Regions from separate parts of the Homo sapiens genome. Here region 1 is linked to region 2. The links are chromatin loops, found by intact Hi-C in ENCODE. Cell type or tissue: endothelial cell of umbilical vein. All regions are shown on one strand.

Region 1 (4,000 bases), 60 kb after region 2:
TGGGCTGGCTAGCTTCTTAGACCTTGTTTTCATGGGTGGTGGGTATTGTAACATCTTTCTAGCTAACCACGTTGATCAGCATTCATTTCACCAGTGAAAATTTAGAAATTACTTCTATCATCTTGTATGATAATTCTGGAGCCCTGTGACTTAAATTTTGAAATCAAGTGGTTAGTGCTTTAAATGCTAACTAGCCACTCTCGGGATGTTGATTTAAGTCATCTTACAACTAGAAACAACCAAAATGCCCACCTTCGTGAGACTCCATAAGGAAAATTTGGTGCAATCACACAATGGAACAGTGTGCTACTGAAGTAAGCAAATAAGGAAGCTTTCCAGGAACTGGTGGAGAAACACCTGCCCCCACCCCAAGATATAGGGTTCAGGGAAAGATCAAGGTGCAGACATCTGAGGAAATAATTTGCATTCTATGGAGCTGGAGGGAAATAAGGGTTTGCATTTGTATTTGCATTTGTATTTGCTGGACAGATACGCAGGAAACTAGTAAGTTACCTCTGGGGATCAGGGTAGGAAAGAGGATTCGAAATAGGGCCAATAGGGGTAGGAGTAGAAACAAGACTTTTCACTGTAATACAGTTCATATTGTTTTGATGGTTTTACCATGTGAATGTATCACCTATTCTGAGCAAGTAAATGTATAAGCTAATTTCACACAGGTACATCATACTGTTTATACCAAAGCATTTTAAAGTAAATTGCAGCAAAGACAATAAGGCCATGGTGCTCAGCCCTGGCCTTTCTTTAAGGTAGCACTTGCCAAACCATGGGGCCGGAACTGGACATCACAGGATAAACTTACCTTGCTGGGAGACCTGGAAGGGAAACAGGCATAGATATATTCTGAGTAAAATATAGCTTTGCAGGAAAGCCTTCCTGGCTCCCTGTACACAACCAGCCGCTGACCTTCAGTTCTGTGGTGTGGGATGAGCTGTCATCAGGTGTTCTCGGATCCCAATGTTAGGTAAAGGTGGGTCCAATGGGGTTTTTAGACTTTCTACGGCAAATTTCATTTGGTGTCCAAACACCTCTGGGAAATAGGATTATCCCTTTTTGAGACAAGAAGGATCTCAAAGGGCACATAATTTGACGAAAGCAATTTGACTGAAGAACTCCCAGGTCCTCATTTTTATTCTGACACACCATCAGTGGCTAGGCTATGGGAAGAACTTGTTTATTTCTGCATTTAGTTATTTGAGACAAGAGCTATCATTGTTCTACTCTTGACTTTTTGTTTTTGTTTTTTATGTACTGCCAGTTTTCCTAAAGGATTTAAGGGAAGCTTTCACACATTAAAAAAGAAGGTCTGGGAAACACAACAGAGGAGCGAGAACTTGAAATGTGGCTCTACCCTCTCTCACAGCCGTGGCTCAAAGGCAGCCCCCGGGGGTTGCCCCGTCTTGCGGTCACTCTAGGCTTCGTGAGGGCACAGCACAGTGTGGGATGCAGGAGAAGGGCGGGCTGGCAGTGACCACATTTTTGTTTATAAGGAGAGATGGGAAAATTGCCCAGAAGTGGAGAGGTTCTTCCTTTTCCTTAGTAATTTGCAAAGAGAAACTCTGAGCCTTTTCGAGAGTGAGATGTTATCAGAAGGGAGGCGTCAGCGGACAATTGAGCATTGTTCTTTATCGGTGATTTCTCCGTCTGACTCACCTCCTCCCACATTCTCAGTCAACAGTAGTTGTCACCCTGTCAAAGTTGTGGCACCCCAGGACCACCTCTCAGTGCCATTTGCACTCTGATCTCAGTGGCTTCTATTTGTATTGACCTGATGCTCATCTAGGAACCATGATGTGGCATTTTCTTGTTTGATTCTCATCTTAACGGGAGGGAACATCAGAAAGGTGAAAGTGATGATGAGACCTAGCTCCGAGATGGAACCCTTGATTTACCCAGGATTCTGCAATTCTATTTTAAAAGAATACCAAAAGTTGCCTCACCTATATGAAATGTCATGTGTCAGGAAAGAGTGTTTCACAAAAGTTAGGCTACATGCGAAAATTCCAGCATTTTCTGTGCTTAGAACCCAGGTCAGGAAACACTGGTCAGGAGCTCTTCCTGCCCGGCCAGTGTCAGGAAGAGTCTCGGGGTTTGGTTCCATTTCCAGCTCCTTGCTGGCAGGGCCAGGTCTGATTTGCTGCTGTCCCCAATGCCAGGTACAGGCAGGTGTCTTCACAAGCATGCGACCTGTGCCGTGGTGGGCCGCACAAGCAGAAAACCCTGTGCTTGGTTTAATGCTCTGCTGTCACCAGCTTGGAATCCTGAATAATTTTATCTGTAAAATTTTTTTTTACTGTGGTAAAATGTATATAACATAAAATTTACCATTTTAATCATGTTTAAGTGTACAGTTCAGTGGCACCGAGGGACATTCACAATGTTCCACAGCCATCACTGCCATGCATCTCCAGAACTTTTTCATCACCCCAAACAGAAATGCTGTACTTATCAACCAAAAACTCCCCCATCCCCCCTTTCCCCGACCCCTGGTAACTTCTATTTTACCTCTATCTCTGCAACTTTGACTACTCTAGGAGCCTCATATAAGCAGAATCGTACAGTATTAGCCTTTGTGTCTGGCTCATTTCACTTAGCATAATGTCCTTAAGGTTCATCCATGGTGGTGCATGAATCAGAATTTATCATTCTTTTTTGTTTTTTGTTTGTTTGTTTTTTTGAGACGGAGTCTCGCTCTGTAGCCCAAGCTGGAGTGCAGTGGCACGACCTCAGCTCACTGCAAGCTCCGCCTCCCAGGTTCATGCCATTCTCCTGCCTCAGCCTCCTGAGTAGCTGGAACTACAGGCACCCACCACCAAGCCCGGCTAATTTTTTGTGTTTTTAGTAAAGACAGGGTTTCGGGTTTCGCTGTGCTAGCCAGGATGGTCTCAATCTCCTGACCTCGTGGTCCTCCCGCCTCGGCCTCCCAAAGTGCTGGGATTACAGGCGTGAGCCACCGCACCCAGCCTTATTCTTTTTTAATGCTGAATAGCATTCCATCATATGGATAGACTACAGTTAATCTATCCATTCATCTGTCAATAGACATTCAGGTTCCTTCCACCTTGTGGCTATTGTGAATAATGCTGCTATAAACATTGGTGTACAAGTTGCTATTTTTAATTATTTAAAAAAGATTATTTTAAAAATTAGTAGATAAAAACCATTAAAACCCAAGGCTGATGGGAAGAAAATGGCAAAAAAAAAAAAAAAAAAAAAAAAAAAAGGATATTGAATGGTAACATACAGGGAATATCTGTTTCTTCCTTATTCATTTATGTCAACCTTTTCATCCATAACCAGTTATCAGATACCTCATAGATTTAATAATAGCTTTAGGGGTGGAAGGAGAGGAATAAACACCCACTGAATATACCTAGTAAGAACATTTAAAAATAATTAAAGAACATTTAAAAATAATTTGAAAATATTTAAAAAGTATATCTTGGAGCAGGGGTAAGAGGGTTCATTCTACCTTCTCACTTAGCCCACCTTTCCTGGCTCAGTCTCCATCCCCAGGGGTTGGGAATTTGTGACCTGGTACAAGTTCCTGGGGGCCTGACGGGCTGAGTGCCCCCAGGAAGTTTCCAAGGGCCCTGGAAGGTTTATAGGCAAGACACCTTGGGGTCATTTCCTCCCCTCTACCATCTGGCCCCATTTGCTGTACTGAAGTGAATTCCAGTAAGATTAACACCCTTGATAAGGGAAGAGAGATGAAGAGGGAAGAGCTCTTTGACTTGGTCCTGGGAAATACACTTCTGTCTCTTGCCACCCTGGAGGGCCAGCAATAGCTGAGCTGCCAGGGAGTGGGGGTCGGGCTGTAAAGTGAGACTTCCTTCAGTCCCCCACCTCCACTTCCTTATATTAGGAATTTTAACAAAAGGAGGAACATGAAACCAGATAGTAATAATCTATCAGCCTTTCATGTTGTCCTGGGAAATCTGCTTGAGAAGCCACACACAGAGGGTGAGTCACAGGGGTCCAG
Region 2 (4,000 bases):
GAAATTGTTCCTGTAGGCCGTAGAGAACTCTTTTAAAATGGATAATCAACAAATAACTACACCTTTACTTTTTTCTACAAGGTAATACATGCTAATTATAGAAATGTTGGAAAATATAGAAAAGAATAAATCCAAAAGGAATCATGAGTCAGCGTATCACCTAGAGAATGCAATGCCTTTGATGTATTTCCCTCCAGTAACTTTTGGTCACAGTCGTCGTAGTCATATGTTACACGTGCCTTATAACTTGTTTTAAAAATATCATTAATATGTTATGAGCATTTGTTCATGAAGCCATCTTTTGAAACCTGATTTTTAATGGACGCACAGTAATTCATCTTTATAGCCAGCCCTTCATGTCTGTGGGTTCTGCATCTGAGAATTAAACTAAACTTGGATCAAAAGTATTTGAAAAAGTAAAAATAACAATACAACAATAAAAATAATATAAATTTAAAAATATAGTATAGCAATTATTTTCATAGCATTTACATTGTATTAGATATTATAAGCAATCTAGAGATGGTTTAGAGTCTAGGGGAGGATGTTTGTAGGTTATATGCAAATACTATGCCATTTTATATTAGGGACTTGAGCATCCCAGATTTTGGTATCCTCAGGGATCCTGGAACAAATCTCTCTGTGAATACTGAGGGAAGACTGTAATGTACTTAATCAATTCTTTATTAATGGTTATCTGATTATTTTAAATTTTTCAGGGTATGTGAAGGCTCGATGGCATTCTTGTATATACATAGTTACATGTACCTCGGATTATTTCTTAATAAATTTATAGAAGCAGAATTACTAGGTCAAAGGTTCTGCAGATTTCAAAGGCCTTTAGTGCCCTAGGTCCTAGGGAATGACTGGAAGTTTCTGAGAAAGGTGATGTGGGAAGTGTCTTCTTTTCTTCTCGTTTTTGCTGATTACTTTTAACTTTTTTATGGAGGACAACCCCTGAGGCTTCTGCCTGGTCTGCCCTCCTCCCCTGAGAATGATCAGTGTCCATCCATAATCCCTGAGGAAGAGGGCCTCTCCCTTCATATTCCTACCACTTGTCTTCCTCTTTAGCCTTCTCTATCCCTGGCCACCACCTCTAGGGCCTGGGTGTGGGTCTGCACTTGGTGCTGGGGCTCAGGTCACAGAGCACTGAGGCTGGGGTGGCGACTGCCATCCTACTGAACAGAGGTCCCCAGCCCTGTGACCAGAACACCTCTCCTCCCATCCTGGGGTGTCCAATGTCTTCCCACAATTCCTGCTCATCCCTGGAGTTTATGTGTCCTTCAGGCATCTCTGGTTCCAATTTCCTGCTTCTCCAGAGCTCTCCAAATCTTCCTTCCCTCTGTCCCTTCCGTGTGATCCCTCAGCACCCACCCTACCTCCTCAGACAAGCTGCGTGTCTTGTCCCGGACAGTTTAACTGGTGAGTCAGGGATTTATATGAGGAGAGTTGTATTGCAGTATCATGCAGTGGATAAATTAAAATGAAATATTTCTGCCTTTAAAGTGCCCCCGCCCCACTGCTTCCTCCCATTTCCTACTTCCAGCCACTCACAGTGCTGCTCAGCTCAGCTCAGCTCCGCCCCTTGCCCCGGATGCAGTGTGGGCTCCCTGCTGCCCCTTTCTCATTCCACCTGCTCTACTTCTACTCCAACCAGCATTTTACACAGCCCTGGAGACAGCCTGGGGACTCCATCCAAGGGGCCCAGGCCTCAGTCAGGGGAGAAGGGAGCAGAAGCATTCAGGCCTGGCAGAAGCAGCCAGCTCCCCACAACACCTGCCCCTGTCCTGGAAGTTCTTCCACCGAAACTGCCTCCCTGCCCAGAACCTCAGGGCTCCCGGGAGCCGGCACAGAGGGCCCCTCAGCTGCAGCACTTTAAGGGCTGGCTCAGTGTGGCAGAAGGGAACTGCCTATCCTTTCTACCTGGCAGGGCAACCGAGGGGTCAAACAACATAATGGGTAAGGAAGTGCCTCATAAAACGCCATGCAAACATAAGGCATTGTTATACAATTGTTTTCATTGGGAAATGTAATTTAGTTCCAAACAACCACTTTCAGAGGAACTCTTGGAACATAATTATAGTGGACATCTGTTGTTTTTGGCCTGTCCAATGGCCCTTTCCCTTTCTTCTGGCAATAATACCGCCCACCCCCCTTCCTCTGGGGAAGTGCAACTCTTTAACTCCAGACTTGTGACCTTGCTGGGGCTGCCATGACGTGACTCCACTGCAGGGTCCCAGGGATGGACGTGTGACCCGGGCTTGGCCAATCACAGTAGCCCCACCCCCCACCTACACGATGATTGGTCCCTGCAACCCATGACCAGGGTTTGGTCAGCTGTCATTCTACCTTGAGATTTTGACATAGGGAGGCAATGAGAACGACCCTTTCCTTCTGGTGGAGGTTGCTGAGCAGGGGTGATATGAGCGTCTCAGTCTGTTCAGGCTGCTATAACAAAATGCCTGAGACTGGGAGGCTTAAAAACAACAGACGTTATTTCTCCCAGTTCTGCAGACTGGGAAGTTCAAGATCAAGGTGGCAGCAGATTTGGTATCTGGTGACCACCTGCTTTCTGGCTCACAGCTTGCTACAGTTTGGATGTCCCCTCCAAAACTCATGTTGAAACTTAATCCCTAATGTGGTAGTATTGAGAGGCAGGGCTTTTAAGAGGTAAGTGAAGGGCTCTGCTCTCATGAATGGGTTAAACCATTTATGCATGAATGGATTAATCCATTTGTGGATGAATGGATTAATGGGTTAGCATAGGAGGGGAACTGGTGGCTTTATGAGAATAGGAAGAGAGACCTGAGGAAGTGGGTTTGCACGCTTGGTCCCCTTGCCATGTGATAGCCCATACTGCCTTGAGATTCTTCAGAGTTCCCACCAGCAAGAAGATGCTCACCAGATGTGCCCCCTCCTCCTTGGACTTCTCAGACTCCATAACTGTAAGAAATACATTCTTTTTCTTTATAAATTGCCCAGTTCAGAAAACAGACTAAGACATAGGTGGTGACTTTTTGCTATGTCCTCACATGGTGGAAGGGGCAAGAGGGTCTCTCCTGGGCCTCATTTATGAGGACACTAATGCCATTCATGAAGGCTCCACTGCCAGGTCCTAATTACCTCCCTAAGTCCCCACTTCCTGATACCCTTACCTTGGGGATTAGGATTTTTACATAGGAATTTTGGGGGGACATAACATTCAGTCCATTGCATGGTCTTCAACAGTCTTGTCTTGTCTTGCCCTTGACCTGCCTTCCACTGCCATTTAGAGGAATCCTCTGCAGCAGGAAGAATAATGCAAACCTGGGGGCTGGCACTGGGAAGCAGAATCCAGAGGAGAGTGAGTCTCTCTCGGTCTATCTTGGGAGCCCCCCGTCCTAGCTGTCCCTGAGACAGGCACTGTCCTTGTGCTTCCCTGACTCCTTTCCTTCAGCCGCAGTGGACTTTTTGTCCCTTATATATGACAGAATCCTGACCTGTATGAATTAACCCACTCATGGGTTAGAGGTGCCTATTTATGAATATCCAAGTGCTTCATGTGTGAATATCTTACTTCTCCAAAATGATTTGAAATGTCTCTTGGGAATGACTCATCTTGATTTAGAATAGTCAGCTGACATAAGCCCAGGAGTTTGAGGCTGCAGTGAGCTACTACACTCCAGCCTGAGAGGAAAAAAAAATAACAGACAGTAAAGATATAGTTATATGATTAAACCAAACAGAATTAGTTATCTTTGCAAATAACCCCTTCATCTGCCTTAAATCAGAGCATGTTGAGGCATGGGAGTAATATGTAATAGATGCTATGTGTATATGAGATAGAAGATAAGCCAACGCATACATTTGTAATTAGATTAAGGAAAACTGAGAGTCCATTCACTTTTATCTTTACCTAGAGGCAATTCTGTTTGCTGTAAAGAATCAAGAGGCAAAGCCTGTAAGACTCAAGGGAAAAGACAAGGAAAATTGGAACTTCTTTTTCTGTTCTGGGATCTTG

Evidence for each region. Peaks named below come from ENCODE experiments on the same cell type or tissue, not always from the same donor. Only the 100,000 strongest peaks of a DNase experiment are listed, where the experiment ranks them.
Region 1: a loop joins it to region 2, with 8 times the contacts of the local background. A loop is called at or near these places in 6 of 110 quality-filtered maps.

What each region holds. Positions count from the first base shown.
Region 1 is chr18:49,722,305-49,726,304 of GRCh38, forward strand. The region is part of intron 3 of LOC105372112 (a long non-coding RNA gene); the gene reads left to right. Among named protein-coding and RNA genes, the nearest start is that of ACAA2, 89 kb to the right of the region's middle. RefSeq lists enhancers at 1,026-2,225, 3,481-4,000. In endothelial cell of umbilical vein, no CTCF peak of the experiment used is centred here; a DNase peak (open chromatin) is centred at 1,517; H3K27ac peaks cover 3,400 bases.
Region 2 is chr18:49,662,553-49,666,552 of GRCh38, forward strand. All of the region lies in intron 2 of LOC105372112 (a long non-coding RNA gene), which reads left to right. Among named protein-coding and RNA genes, the nearest start is that of LIPG, 100 kb to the left of the region's middle. RefSeq lists enhancers at 739-1,586, 1,587-2,432. In endothelial cell of umbilical vein, no CTCF peak of the experiment used is centred here; a DNase peak (open chromatin) is centred at 2,079; H3K27ac peaks cover 1,868 bases.